2 separate regions of the Homo sapiens genome follow, and region 1 is linked to region 2. Evidence: chromatin contacts called from ENCODE Hi-C or POLR2A ChIA-PET data. All regions are on one chromosome and are shown on one strand. Each heading gives the region's core, a stretch centred on a gene start or an enhancer-like site at or near the end of the contact. The rest is flanking DNA. Distances are from core to core; before and after follow the strand shown.

Region 1 (5,935 bases), core at 2,138-4,637, 440 kb before region 2:
GCACTTGAAGCCAAACAAAGATCTTGCTTTATGAAGACACAGAGCTAATTAATCTATGTCAAATTGTTTTTTAAATACTTGTCTTTTGGTATAATTCAAGTTCACTCTTGCAGGAATTAATCACTCCTTTGCCATTTGTAATTGTCGACCTGACAGGCATTTACTTTGATTTTTTTTGTAGTATAAAAAGTGTTTATGGTGCAAAATTAACATTGTTAGACAAAATGTCACCTTTTGGGTGAAAACACTGAGCATTTTTACCTCTTGGTGTCAACTCAGACTCTTCTGATTGATGCATGGAGCTATTCCTGGAGAAAGGCTCCAGCTGGTCAAGTATTCCCTTTGCTAATATTCAGAAACACACAGCAGGGTTACACATGAGGCCTAGGGGGTATGTGTGTGTTTGTGTGTGTGTGTGTACCTCCATGTACACATAAGCTTGTAGAATTGGCTGGACAAAAATACATATAAACCTTTCCTGTCCCATCGACTGCAACTCTCAAAAACATTCAAGTACGATCAGTTTAAAATCTATTTACCAATCAACTCAATAAGCATTAATTGAGCATACTATGTGCTCAGCACTGTTATAAATGCCGGCATAGAAAGATGAATGAGAACCTCAAGGAGTGTGTGGCATTGTGAAAATATGAGCCAGGTAAATGAGTATTTGAAATCATGAGATAGTGTCACAGATAACGATAAGAGCAGGTAACAGCATCAGCTGCAATCAGGGAGGGAGGGGATTCAAGCAAGCATCATAGAGGAGGACTCGCTTGTGATAGGTCTTGAAGGATGCATTCATCAGGTGGCCAGGGTGGTATTCCAGACAAAAGAAGAAGGTGGTCAAAGGCACAGAGGCATGAAACAGCATGGAGTATTCAGGGTATTCAGTAGGGTGTTCTGTGCTGCTGGAGACAGGATCCTGAGGTGCTAGAGAAGTAGCCCTTCTTCTGGTCAATCTTGGGCTCCATGAAGGAACAACTGAGGCCAACCACTGGCTGTCTTTTGATTAAGATTTTTGGACTCTGTGAAAACCCAGGAGTCTTAGGTAATTTTTTTTTTGAGATGGAGTCTCACTCTGTCGCCCAGGCTGGAGTGCAGTGGCGTAATCTCGGCTTACTGCAAGCTTCGCCTCCCAGGTTTAAGCAATTCTCCTGCCTCAGCCTCCCGAGTAGCTGGGACTACAGGCACGTGCCACCACACCTGGAATTTTTGTTTGTTTGTTTGTTTGTATTTTTAGTAGAGACCGGGTTTCACTGTGTTACCCAGGATGGTCTCGATCTCCTGACCTCGTGATCCCCCTGCCTCGGCCTCCCAACTTGCTGGGATTACAGGTGTGAGCCACCACGCCCGGCCGAGTCTTAGATAATTACTGAAGCTGTGTGGGATTCTACGGTTAGGCTTGATTGATTCATTTGTGGCTAGCCTTGGCTCTACTTCTCATTCCTTTAAGTGTATATATTCCCAGCAAGACCACCAGCAACTGTGCTTGGTCCTATGTTAGCTGCTATGCATAGTTTCCACTTTCTAGTTGGTAGTAAATATTTGTTGGCTGAAACGTTGTTGAATGGTTATAAAAATGAGAGCTTCCAGGAACCTCCTGTCTTTTTGGGGAGTTGAGCTAAAAACATGTAAAGAACTCACAGTGCAAGATTTAAGTAACAGTTATAGGCAAAAGAGAGTTGACAAGATTATTATAAACAATTTCCAAAATAGGTGTCACAATTTACACCATCACATGCAGTGCATAAATGTACCTATTTCATCATAACTTTGTTGGAGTTGGCTATTATAATTTTTAAAGTTTTTTTTTTTTAGGGAGACAATCTAATCAGGATGAGATCATTGTAATTTGCATTTCTTTGATTGCTAGTGAGGCTGAACAATTTTCATTTGCTTAATATTGTTATTTCCTATTGCGTGAAGTCATGTTCCTGCTAGCACTGTGATCTAAAAGCAGGGCAAGGAAAGGTTATCTTGCACATAGGGAAAGAGCAGAGAGACAAGTGCAAGAAACAGGGGCTATATCTTTTTGGACTGCATCTTTTCATAGTGAGTGAAAGAAAATCTCACTTCACGTGGCTTAAATAAAAAAGGAAATGCAGTAATCACCCTACTGAAAAGGCCTGACAGTACGTTTGGCTTCAGTTACAGCTTGGACCTCAAATGACGGCACCAGGACCCATTTCTGGATTTTGTGCTCTCCATGTTGATGTAGCATCCCTATATTCAAACAAGCTTGCCTCTTGTGGTTGTCATGTAGCTGCAGGAGTTCCCCTACTCTTTAATGGCAGTTTAAGTTTCAGATGGAGAACAGTCCCTTTCTTAGTCTCATTGGGTTTCACTGGATCACCTAAACACCCTGAACCAATCACCGTGGCCAGAAACACGTGGCGTTCTGATTGGCTCAAGGCTGTCATATATTCCACTGCTAAACTGAATTGGAACTTCACCCTAAGCATGAAGGGTTAGGGAAGAGGATCCCCTCGCCAGATGCGGTGGCTGTGGCCTGTTATCCCAGCATTTTGGGAAGCCAAGGTGGGTGGATCACTTGAGCTCAGGAGTTCAAGACCGGCCGGGGGCACCATGGTGAAATCCCATCTCTACTAAAAATACAAAAAGTAGCCGGGCGTGGTTTGGTGTGCACCTGTAATCTCAGCTACTCAAGAGGCTGAGGCACTAAAATTGCTTGAGCTCGGGAGGTGGAGGTTGCAGTGAGTGGAGATTGCACCATTGCACTCCAGCCTGGGCCATGAAGCTAGACTTTGTCTCAAAAAAAAAAAAAAAAAAAAAGACCCCCACAGAAGGAAACTGGAAGTAAGGTGAACGGCACTTAAAAGTATTCCAGGATTACCAAAGAGCCATTGTTTAGAAAAGCTGGAGTTTGGTAAGGGGCCCCACACTGGGAGTAGTAAATGGAGATGCAAGGCCCTGAGGATAAATTGTCCTTTGCTCTATGTGGCCTCAGACTGCCCCCGATTGGGCTGTGCCCTTCCAGTGGGCAGTAGAAATAGGGCTGCCATGATCTTCTGAATGCTCAGATTCCTCCCTCTTATTCTGACTGTTGGGTGGGCTTCATCTCCTTTTTTTGCTCCCCTCTCCCTGGAGCTTGCTTAAATCCATGGCTCTCAGTTTGGTCCTATCCCCAGAGCTGTCAGGAAGGTATTTATGGAGACAGAAGCCTGCAAACCTCTGATGTGTTGAATACTAAGCTATTGTTTCTCAGCTCAAAGTCATCTTTGTTACTTGGCTTTTTGATACTGGGGCTGGAACTCTGCAAACCACATTTCTCCTTTGCTGGTTGGCTCCCCGGTAGGCTTTGCCAATGAGAGAGAGGAAGCTGGAAGAAGATGTGAAACTAGAGGAGGAACAGGGCCTTGTTCCTTTCTGTTTCTGTAACGTAGCAATGCTTCTTCTCCTTGGCAGTGTCACTTGCTTCTAGTAGCAGCAGTTGGTTCCTATTTGCAGTTTTTCTTTTTTTTAACACTCTAAGGACCTGCCTCACGGAGGTCTCTTGGAGACATCAGCTCTTGCCAACTGGCCTCTCCTGGGAAGCCTAAATCCCAGCTTTGCTGGACCCTCTGAACTCCTGGGAAATAAGCACCAGCCAGGCAGCTTCCTCTCCTCAGAGGTTTGGGCTTGATCTCTCCAGCGGCCCTTTTCCAAATTTATACTTTTTAATAATACCAACCTCTTCTCTTTGTTTTCCCAGCCATTGAAGTAGTAGCTGCTTCCTGTAGTTGCTATGCTTATGATATCTCAGTATCTCCTTTTGGATCTCCCAATTGTCCAATACCTTGCTAACAATTCTTTACATTCAATTATTTTTGTTAAAATAACTGGTGCAGTTTTTATTTCTTGACTAGACTGATTGAAACAGTCTCAGTCTACCTGAATTGTCTTGCCATTATTCCAATGAAGCCTGAAGATCATTCTGATAGAAAATTAATATTGGCTTCCCATTGCCTTTAGAAGAAGGTCCATACCTTTGCCTCCTGCCTGATTTTATAGTTGCATCGTTTGCAAGTTTGCACCTTACGCTCTAGGTACATGGGTCTTCCTTAAGTTCTTCCAATGTGTCATGCTCTGTCATGATCAGGCCATTAAATGTACAGTTTCTTTTGCTAAGAACATTGACATCTTCTACCCTTTTAACTGGGTAACTCTAGGTATTATTTATGCATCAGCAGAGATGTCATGTCCCAAACCTTTTTTGGCTTCTCCCCCTTTCCTGTGGTATGCTGTACTTGCTTTCTGATGGCATATATTGTTTGATTATCTGTTTCTGTCACTGGACTGCAAGCTGCTTGAGAGCAATGCCTAGAACTCAATAGGTAGCTGAATAAATATTTGACGAGGACTTCCTTAGAAAATTTCCATGCTTTCTTTTTACTTTTATGAAGTAAGGACAAAACTCCAGTTACCATTACTGCTGATGCAAGTCACGCCCTAAGTGACTACCGAGGGTTTTATCTTTCATCCAAAGGACAAGTTAATGTTGTGAAAATTGCCAAAGTCAGACTGGAGGGCAACAAACAAGATGCCTTAAAGACCTGAGATGTCTCTGAGGCTGCCATGTGTCACACCGCTGATGAAGGTGGACAGGGATCAGCTACTGATTCACCAGGTTAAAAGCCTTCCCATCACCCACAGCAGCTGAAGGCATCGTGTCAAAGACAAGTGGCAGAAGAAAATGAAACCTTGTCAAGCCCTTGCATATATGATTTCAGGATGCCAATGAGAGGCATTGGATCAGAGGAGAAGATTGTGAATGTGAGTGCTTTTCTGAGGCTGCACCATGCAATGAAGAAACAAAGACTTGGGAGTCTGAACTTGATTTAAATCTTGGCTTTGCCTCTAGTTTCACTGGGAGATAGAAACCTTGATAAGATTCTTAGTTTATTAATCTGTAAAATGGGACTAATAGCACTGACTTTATTTATTTAAATGAGGTAATTGATTTAAAGCATCTAAATATTTAATTGATTTAAAGTTAGGAAATACTGGTAGTTTGTGGACAATGATTGGATTGACAGATCTGATTCTACTCATTTATTCATTTAGTCATTAAAAAAATCATTGAGCATCCCCTAAATGCTAGTGATGCATAAGCAAATACATTAGAAAATGTCCATGCTGTCATGGAGTTTCTACTGGAAAGAGACAATCTGAAAGGTAACACATCGATAAACAAAAGAATGACAATTTTGTTAGTTGATTTAATCATGTCCTTTATAGCACTTTTATTTTCTGATCCAGGATCCAGTCCAGGATCACATGTTGCATTTTAGTGGTCATATTTCTTTATTTGTCTTTATTCAAGAATAAGTTCCTAGGCCTTTCCTTGACTTTCATGACATTGATATTTTTGAAGAGTCCAGGCCAGTTATCTTGTAGATTGAATCTCAACCTGGGTTTGTCTGATTGTCTTTTGACGATGTGCTTTTTAAGGCCATGCAGGAAGCAAATGGCAGAGCTAAGACTGGGACCCGGCTTTCCTGACCACATGTCTTGTGCATTTTTCTCTTAAAAGCTGCCAAGAGACTTGGAGGTCAGAAGACCCCCCATAGTTTCATCCCCAGAAGAAGAGTCCCATTAACACTGCCAGGTTGTTAAATAACAGTAGTATTGACATGGTAATAACCAGAGAGAACACCTTCTTCCAGGTTAACCTGGTGATCTTCTTGGTCATCATTTAGCATCTCCAAGTCTGAGTGACAAATTAAAAAAAACCTGTAATTATTTTCATACTTTTTTGTCATCATCTCTCTAGATGACAATTTGTCTTGCTTTAATAGAAGAGCTGGAAAAATCATTAGGGAAATTAGATCAAATGTGGGTAAAATGCCATAAGATCATTTCAGTTCTATTATGATGCATTTTTCAAAACTATAGGACATTGAACAAAATGCATTAAAATTAAAGAAAAAAT
Region 2 (6,816 bases), core at 3,591-6,090:
ATTCTAGCACCATTGGCACAGAATAAGCTTCTTACAAATATGTTTAATGTATTGCTGACTATAAAATACTCATCAACTCAGATATATTAGGTGAAAGTCCTTTGAGCAAAATACTGCATATTGCAAACCTGATTCTTGCCCCCACATAATTCATGCTGACGAAGGTTGTCTGTGTGTATTTGAGAATATCTTTCAACATTGATCATTGTAATTCTAAAGAGTAATGGTTTCTCCCCTGAAAGAACACAAAACCTTATCCAATAATATTGCCTTCCCAAACTGTATGTTACAAAAGCAACATCGTTGAAAAATTCTAGATCTATAAAGAAAAGAAAATTTAGGTTTTGGATATTCAGTTAAATGTCTTCATCTAAATTGTGTGCAGATTGCAATTGGCTATGCATCAAAAGGAGAGAGAGAGAGAGAGAGAGAGAGAGACAGAGAGAGAGAGAGAGAGGGAGAGGCATGGAAACTATACTGACAAAGAATGGAACCCTCCCACTCCCCTATTGCCCCTCCCTCCACCAGGTTCTATCACCTCACTCTTCATTCAGCCAAAGCACAAGGATTTAAAATTATGTCTTTTTTCTGTAAAGAATCATAATATCCCTTTAGGCATTACAAAACAGAGAACTGAGCTTAATACTAGAGAATAAAACCAAGAACCTGTCTTCTCTGCTGGCTGAAATATAGTATTTTCCCTTTAAAATAATGTTGAAGGAAGGTGAACCTTTAAACCTACAGATTTGCAGCCTAACACTGTAATTTATTTCTCCTGGCAACCGTTGCAATATTCCTAGATTTATGTAGAGAAGAAAAAATATAATTCTATTTGGAATGGACAAAACTCTAGAAAGAAAAAAACAAGTATTTTGGCTTTCATTGGTAAAAGGGGAAAATAGACTATGGGAATGTAACAGTCCATTGTCCAATCCTCTGAGGATTTTAGAAGGTAATTATAGGACAGTATTATATATTCAAAATATTCAAAATTGAGTATAAGGATCAGACTGCCCAAATACTACCAAATTAATCTTATCAACTAATAATAATGGATGAATGAAAAGGTTTAAAATTTGCAGAAGCATAGAAAAAATGACAGCAAAATAGTTATTGACTAACAAGAGCTTGTGTGCCGGGAAGGGGCATGTTAAATAATCAGCTTCATCTCTTTTGGGCTTGTTGCAAAAGCAAAGACATGAGAATTCTAAGTTTCTCTATTCTTCAGCAAATAGCTAATTTGTGGCTTTGTAATTTGTTTAAAAATGAGGGTCATATTTCATATAAAATGTGATGCTTATTAATGTGCAGAAAATATGCTGGTAGCAATAGGATGAAAAAAGCTTCTAAATCTGAACGAACATCAGCATAATATTTATTGAGGTTATATAAGTGAAACACGTGATAGCCTCAAATAATAGGCTGGCACTGAAAATTTTTACTGTAGTCCCTGAGACATTTCCTTCTGAAATTTAGTTGTTGGCACCTGATTATTGCTTCAGTGAGTTTGGCTCCCTAGGGATTAAGATGAGGAGACAATGCCAGAGTGCAGAAAAACTTACGTGATTTTTTTCTTTTTTGAGATAGAATCTCGCTCTGTTGCTAGGCTGGAGTACAGTGGTGAGATCTCGGTTCACTGCAACCTGCACCCCCTGGGTTCAAGTGATTTTCCTGCCTCAGCCTCCCAAGTAGCTGGGACTACAGGTGTGCACCACCATGCCCAGCTAATTTTTGTATTTTTATTAGAGATGGGGTTTCACCATGTTGGCCAGGATGTTCTCGATCGATCTCTTGACCTTTTGATCTGCCTGCCTTGGCCTCCCAAAGTGCTGGGATTATAGGTGTGAGCCACTGCACCTGGCCAACTTATATGATTTTACAAAGAATGGCCAAGAATAAACTTAGAGCAGCAATATTTTTGACTCCCAGATTCTCTTCTGACATCAACTCAGAGCTGGCTTCTCATTCTATTGAAATATGTTTTACATTTTTATAATCATAATTTTAAGTTAATATTTTTAAATTATAAAATAAAACCAACCTATGGTACAAAATTTGAAAAACTACACTTAAGCAAAGAGAACAACATAAGCATGTTTGTATCTTTATTCCGTTTTACCAAGGGCCTCTTTCCCCCATACATATACGAGGGTTAAGAAGGGGGGGGAACGAAGGAATGAAAATATAGGAATTTTGCATTTGTACTTACTGTTACATCCTGAGCAGTTCTACCTTTATGATTTTGTTGAAGTATCATTATTAATAGCTATTTTATATTTTATTATTATCTATCAAACTACTTCCCTACTGTTGGACACATTTAAATATTTCACAAGGTATATTAGTTATGATTTTCTTCAGGGACGCCTGTGACTCTAGCTACTCTCCAAATGTTGATAATCCCTGACTTCATATTGAAGTGTTTGGCCCTTTTTTAGGCAGGTAACAGGGAACCACTAGCAAGTTTTGGCCTCAGATTAGCTGAGGCCAGTATAATAAAGAGACATGATAAAAACGTACTGAGTGACTAATCTGAACTAGAATGTAGGATGTCTCAGAGACAGGAGGTACATCAGAACACTTGTCTGGTCCATGTCAGATTTTCTTGGCCTTTCTTCTAATTCTAGCTCCTGTTTGGGGGACAGCTTTATCTGTGTGCAAATGGCAGTACCTTGTTTGGGAACCATTCTCTATACTTCTTGCTTTGCCCAGGGACTTCTCTGCTGCAGGCCTGGGCATGCCTGATTGGCATTCAATACTAGCCACTCATGTATGTGCAACCCAGGATTTGGGGAAGTTAGCATATACAGAGCAACCTTTGAGTAATGTAGGACAGAAGACCATAGAAAAATCCTTTTCTGTTCTTTTTTCAGAAGATGGTTCAAAGAGGCATTTCCTAAGACTTCTCACCTGGCACTGTGGCCTAAGCAGCCACTTGTCTTGTAACCACCCAGTGGGTTCACCTTGCCTGCTGCCTAGACAGAGCCAATTTGTCAAAACAGGGGAATTGTCATGGAAAAGAGTAATTCACAGAGTTGACTGTGTGGGAGACCGGAGTTTTATTATTACTCAAATCAGTCTCCAGCATCTGGGGATCAGGTTTTTAAAGATAATTTGGTGAGTAGGGGCTCGGGAATTGAGGAGTGATGATTGGTCACGTTGCAGATGGAATCAAACGGGGTCAAAGTGAAGTTTTCTTGCTGTCTTCTGTTCCTGGGTGGGATCACAGAACTGGTTGAGTCAGATTATAAGTCTGGGTGTGGTGTCAGCTGATTCACTGAGTGAAGAGTCTGCAAAATATCTCAAGCACTGATCTGAAGTTTTACAATAGTGATATTATCCACAGGAGCAATTTGGGAGGTTCAGACTCTTGCAGCCAGAGGCTGCATAACCCCTAAACCATAATTTCTCATCTTGTAGCTAATTTGTTAGTCCTGCAAAGGCAGACTGGTCCCCAGGAAAGAAGAGGGTCTTTTCCGGAAAGGGCCATTATCAATTTTGTTTCAGAGTCAAACCATACACTAAATTTCTTCCCTAGGTTAGTTTGGCCTACACCCAGGAATGAACAAGGACAGATTAAAGGTTAGAAGCAAGATGGAGTTGGTTAGGTTTCATCTTTTTCACTGTCATAATTTCCTTAGTTATCATTTTTGCAAAGGCAGTTTCCGTCTCGTAGAGCAGTGGCAAATTTGATAATGTAAACTTGTACTGGCTCTCTTTCTCTTACCATGTCTCTCATACCTGCTCCTTAATAAACTATTCATGCATAGGCTTTTATCACAAGATTAGCCTTGGGAGAGCCCATGCCAAGGAAGGAAGGAAGGAAGGAAGGAAAGAATATAATTGCCTTTCCCCAGAGAGGCTTTCTCAATCTAAACTAGAATACCTATTAATATACCACACTTTTATCTTAGAGTGGTTACAGTATCTTTACATTTTTTTATTTGTACAACTACATATTTATCACTCTCTTCCCCCATTTGAATGTAAGAGCCTTGAAGCAAAGGCCATGTCATTTTGATTCACTATTATATCCCCGGTACTTAATAAAAATGTATCAGATAAACAAAATAGTGAATGTGATTTTAAAACTTTCCTCTAAACCCCACGCTTCTGCAGTCTAGGCTGTCAGAAGCTATACTCTCTATTACATCTTTTTTGGCGGTAGGGGTTATTGTCTCTGATTTTCTTAGAAAGACACGTGACATTAATTAGGATAAAACAGAATTTCATTGATCCTCCCATTTACCAGGTTTATTGTTGTTAATCGAATTTCTTCACTTCGATTTTGTGTATTCTAAGTAAAATCTCGTTTCCTCAGTTCAAGGTCCTTGTAAGTGCAGTTGATCTGTTTCATTGTGTCCCAAATTAAGACAATTTGGGAGTTTCCTGACCTCCCCTGTCCTCTTTCCAGAGGATTCTTAGAAGATTAGCTGAAGGCAGTATAATTAAAAAAAAACAAAAACAAAAATAAAAATGTGTTGAGTGCCACGGTGCTTTTTACATTGACATGCACAGTCTAGTGAGAGGAAGAATCATCCTCTGTATTTTACGCTGAAGAGAATGAGGCTCAGAGAGATTATGTGAAATACCCAAATTCACACAACTAATACGGGGTCTCATTCCAAAACCTGTGCTGTTAACTATTACATTTAAGAGCTGCTTGAATCCACTGAACTTCCGTTTCTTTTGAATCAACAGGAAGGATTTTTCCTGCCTTCTGCAGTCATCCTTAGTCCTTCAGGGCAGCGGAGAAGAATCTAATCAGGACCCCTGACCTTGTCATTCATTCTTTTTCTCACTCTTAAGTTAACTGCAGGCACCCTAGGGAATGGAATTGTAACTGCTTTGGACTTCAGAGGAGCAGGCCTAGCCAGAAAAACCACGTCAAAGTTCTCACAGCAAAACCAAGTGTAATGTTTTTTGGATATTAATGTGCTCTCTCTCTCTCTCTCTCTCTCTTTCTCTTTCTTTTCTACCCGCTCACTTTCTCTTTCCGTGTCTGCCTTACTTTGGGTGGAAGTGAGGGTAACAGAAGGAATAGAAGGATATCTTCATTGCACTTTATTTTTTTCTGAAATACAAATTTATTTAAAATTGGTCTCTGAGGATTTGCAAGTTTTTACTATTGGGCACTGTGACAGTTTAAACTGTAGCTTCTTGGCATTGAATCTAAATCTATGAAAATAAATCCTATTGGGAAGCTCATTTCTTAATTACAGGACATATTAGTATCTAGCTTTAAGAGTTTTGTAGTGGGTTAAAGAAATATTTTAGTTAGAAGAAAGCTTTCTCTTAATCTTTTTGCTATAGTGACGTCAATGAAGTATCATAACCATTAGTTTAAAATAAAAATAACATAAAGAGAAAAATGTGCCGGAACAAAAAGAGATGCTTTGAATACTTTGGAAATGAGTCAGAGAAGAAATATAAATTTTAAAAATAACAACTCTGTTTTCTTTTATGTGGAGTAAATCCTGAGGAAGACTCATATACTGCAGTGCTGATTTTATTCTAGGTAGAACTGTGGATAGGCAAAATTTTTTTGCATGTAAAAGAAAATTAGGGTGAAATTAACTCTGATCTGAATTGGACTTCAGTAAGTAACAGCAATTCCCAAAGTTAATGGTTAGATATTAAATTTTACATATTTGAGTAACATATTTAAATATATTATCTAAATTCATTTAAGACCTTCCCTGCTATGAAGAAATTTTACTTACTATGAGTTGAAATTGGGGAATAATGCAAATGAAGAGTCTCCCTGTAGAAAATACTTGAGTCCCTGGGTCTGTGTGCCGTGAAACTGTAGTGAGTCTTCACCATTATTCTACTCCAGGGAATATGGTCTCATAACAGCCTTTCCCTCCTGTTCATTCCCCCAAGGCTGTGTCACTGCATCTTTTTGTACCTTCAATTCAGGCCACCATGCCAAACATTCTTCACTTTGTAGATGTTCGAGGAGCACCTGCCACCCGCCAGGCACTTTGCTAAATACTTGGAATAGGGTAGCAGACAGGGAGTACAAGTGGTCTGTGTCCTCAAAAAGCTGTCAGTTTCGAGGAAAGTAGAGGACTGGGCAAGTATATTAAGAGTGAAATGCATGTTACAAAAAAGTTGGGGCCAGCCGTGGTGGCTCAGGCCTATAATCCCAGCACTTTGGGAGGCTAAGGTGGGTGGATCACTTGAAGTCAGGAGTTCAAGACCAGCCTGGCCAACATACTGAAACCCCGTCTCTACTGAAAATACAAAAAATTATCTGGGCAGGGTAGTTTGTGCCTGTAGTCCCAGCTACTCGAAAGCCTGAGGCAGGAGAATTGCTTGAGACTGGGGAGGCAAATGTTACAGTGAGCTGAGATTGTGCCACTGCATTCCAGCCTAGGCAACAGAGCAAGACTGACTCCATCTCAAAAAACAAACAAACAAATAAACAAACAAACAAGAAACTTGGAAGTAAAAGTTGCTGAGGAAGTAAATATGACAGAGGGAACTAGCAAAGACTTTCATGATTCTAGAAAAATGTATGATCTTCTTTTTGATCCCCTAGGGAAATGGAACATTTATAAAATAATAATGCTGATAATAATAGTAATGATGGTTAACTTTTGTTGAATATTTATTGTTGGCAAGACATTCAAGCAATTCTGTAAACCTTAATTGTATATTACCAAGTGAAATAAGCCAATTTTAAAAGGCTATATATACTATATGATTTCACCAGGCCCTTGGCACTCAATGAATAGGAAATATTTTTAAGAGAATAATGATGAGGATGATGATGGTGATGATGACACTGAGAAAGATGATGTAACCAAA

Evidence for each region. A loop is a pair of places that touch in the nucleus more often than their neighbours do. ChIA-PET counts read pairs that join two places held with the same protein, here RNA polymerase II (POLR2A).
Region 1: a loop to region 2 is called in a map of A673, with 2.2 times the contacts of the local background. The contact joins two enhancer-like sites. A Hi-C loop is called at or near these places in 3 of 168 maps with a recorded cell type or tissue (A673, Calu3 and endothelial cell of umbilical vein). POLR2A ChIA-PET finds 5 or more read pairs at or near these places in 1 of 52 experiments (WTC11).

What each region holds. Positions count from the first base shown.
Region 1 is chr5:145,686,848-145,692,782 of GRCh38, reverse strand. It overlaps a transcript of PRELID2 not described here. Among named protein-coding and RNA genes, the nearest start is that of PRELID2, 150 kb to the left of the region's middle. Within about 2 kb of position 3,387, at least 3 of the 41 ENCODE cell types and tissues checked have a DNase peak (open chromatin) inside an H3K27ac peak, as active enhancers do.
Region 2 is chr5:145,243,560-145,250,375 of GRCh38, reverse strand. It overlaps a transcript of PRELID2 not described here. Among named protein-coding and RNA genes, the nearest start is that of PRELID2, 590 kb to the left of the region's middle. Within about 2 kb of position 4,840, at least 2 of the 41 ENCODE cell types and tissues checked have a DNase peak (open chromatin) inside an H3K27ac peak, as active enhancers do.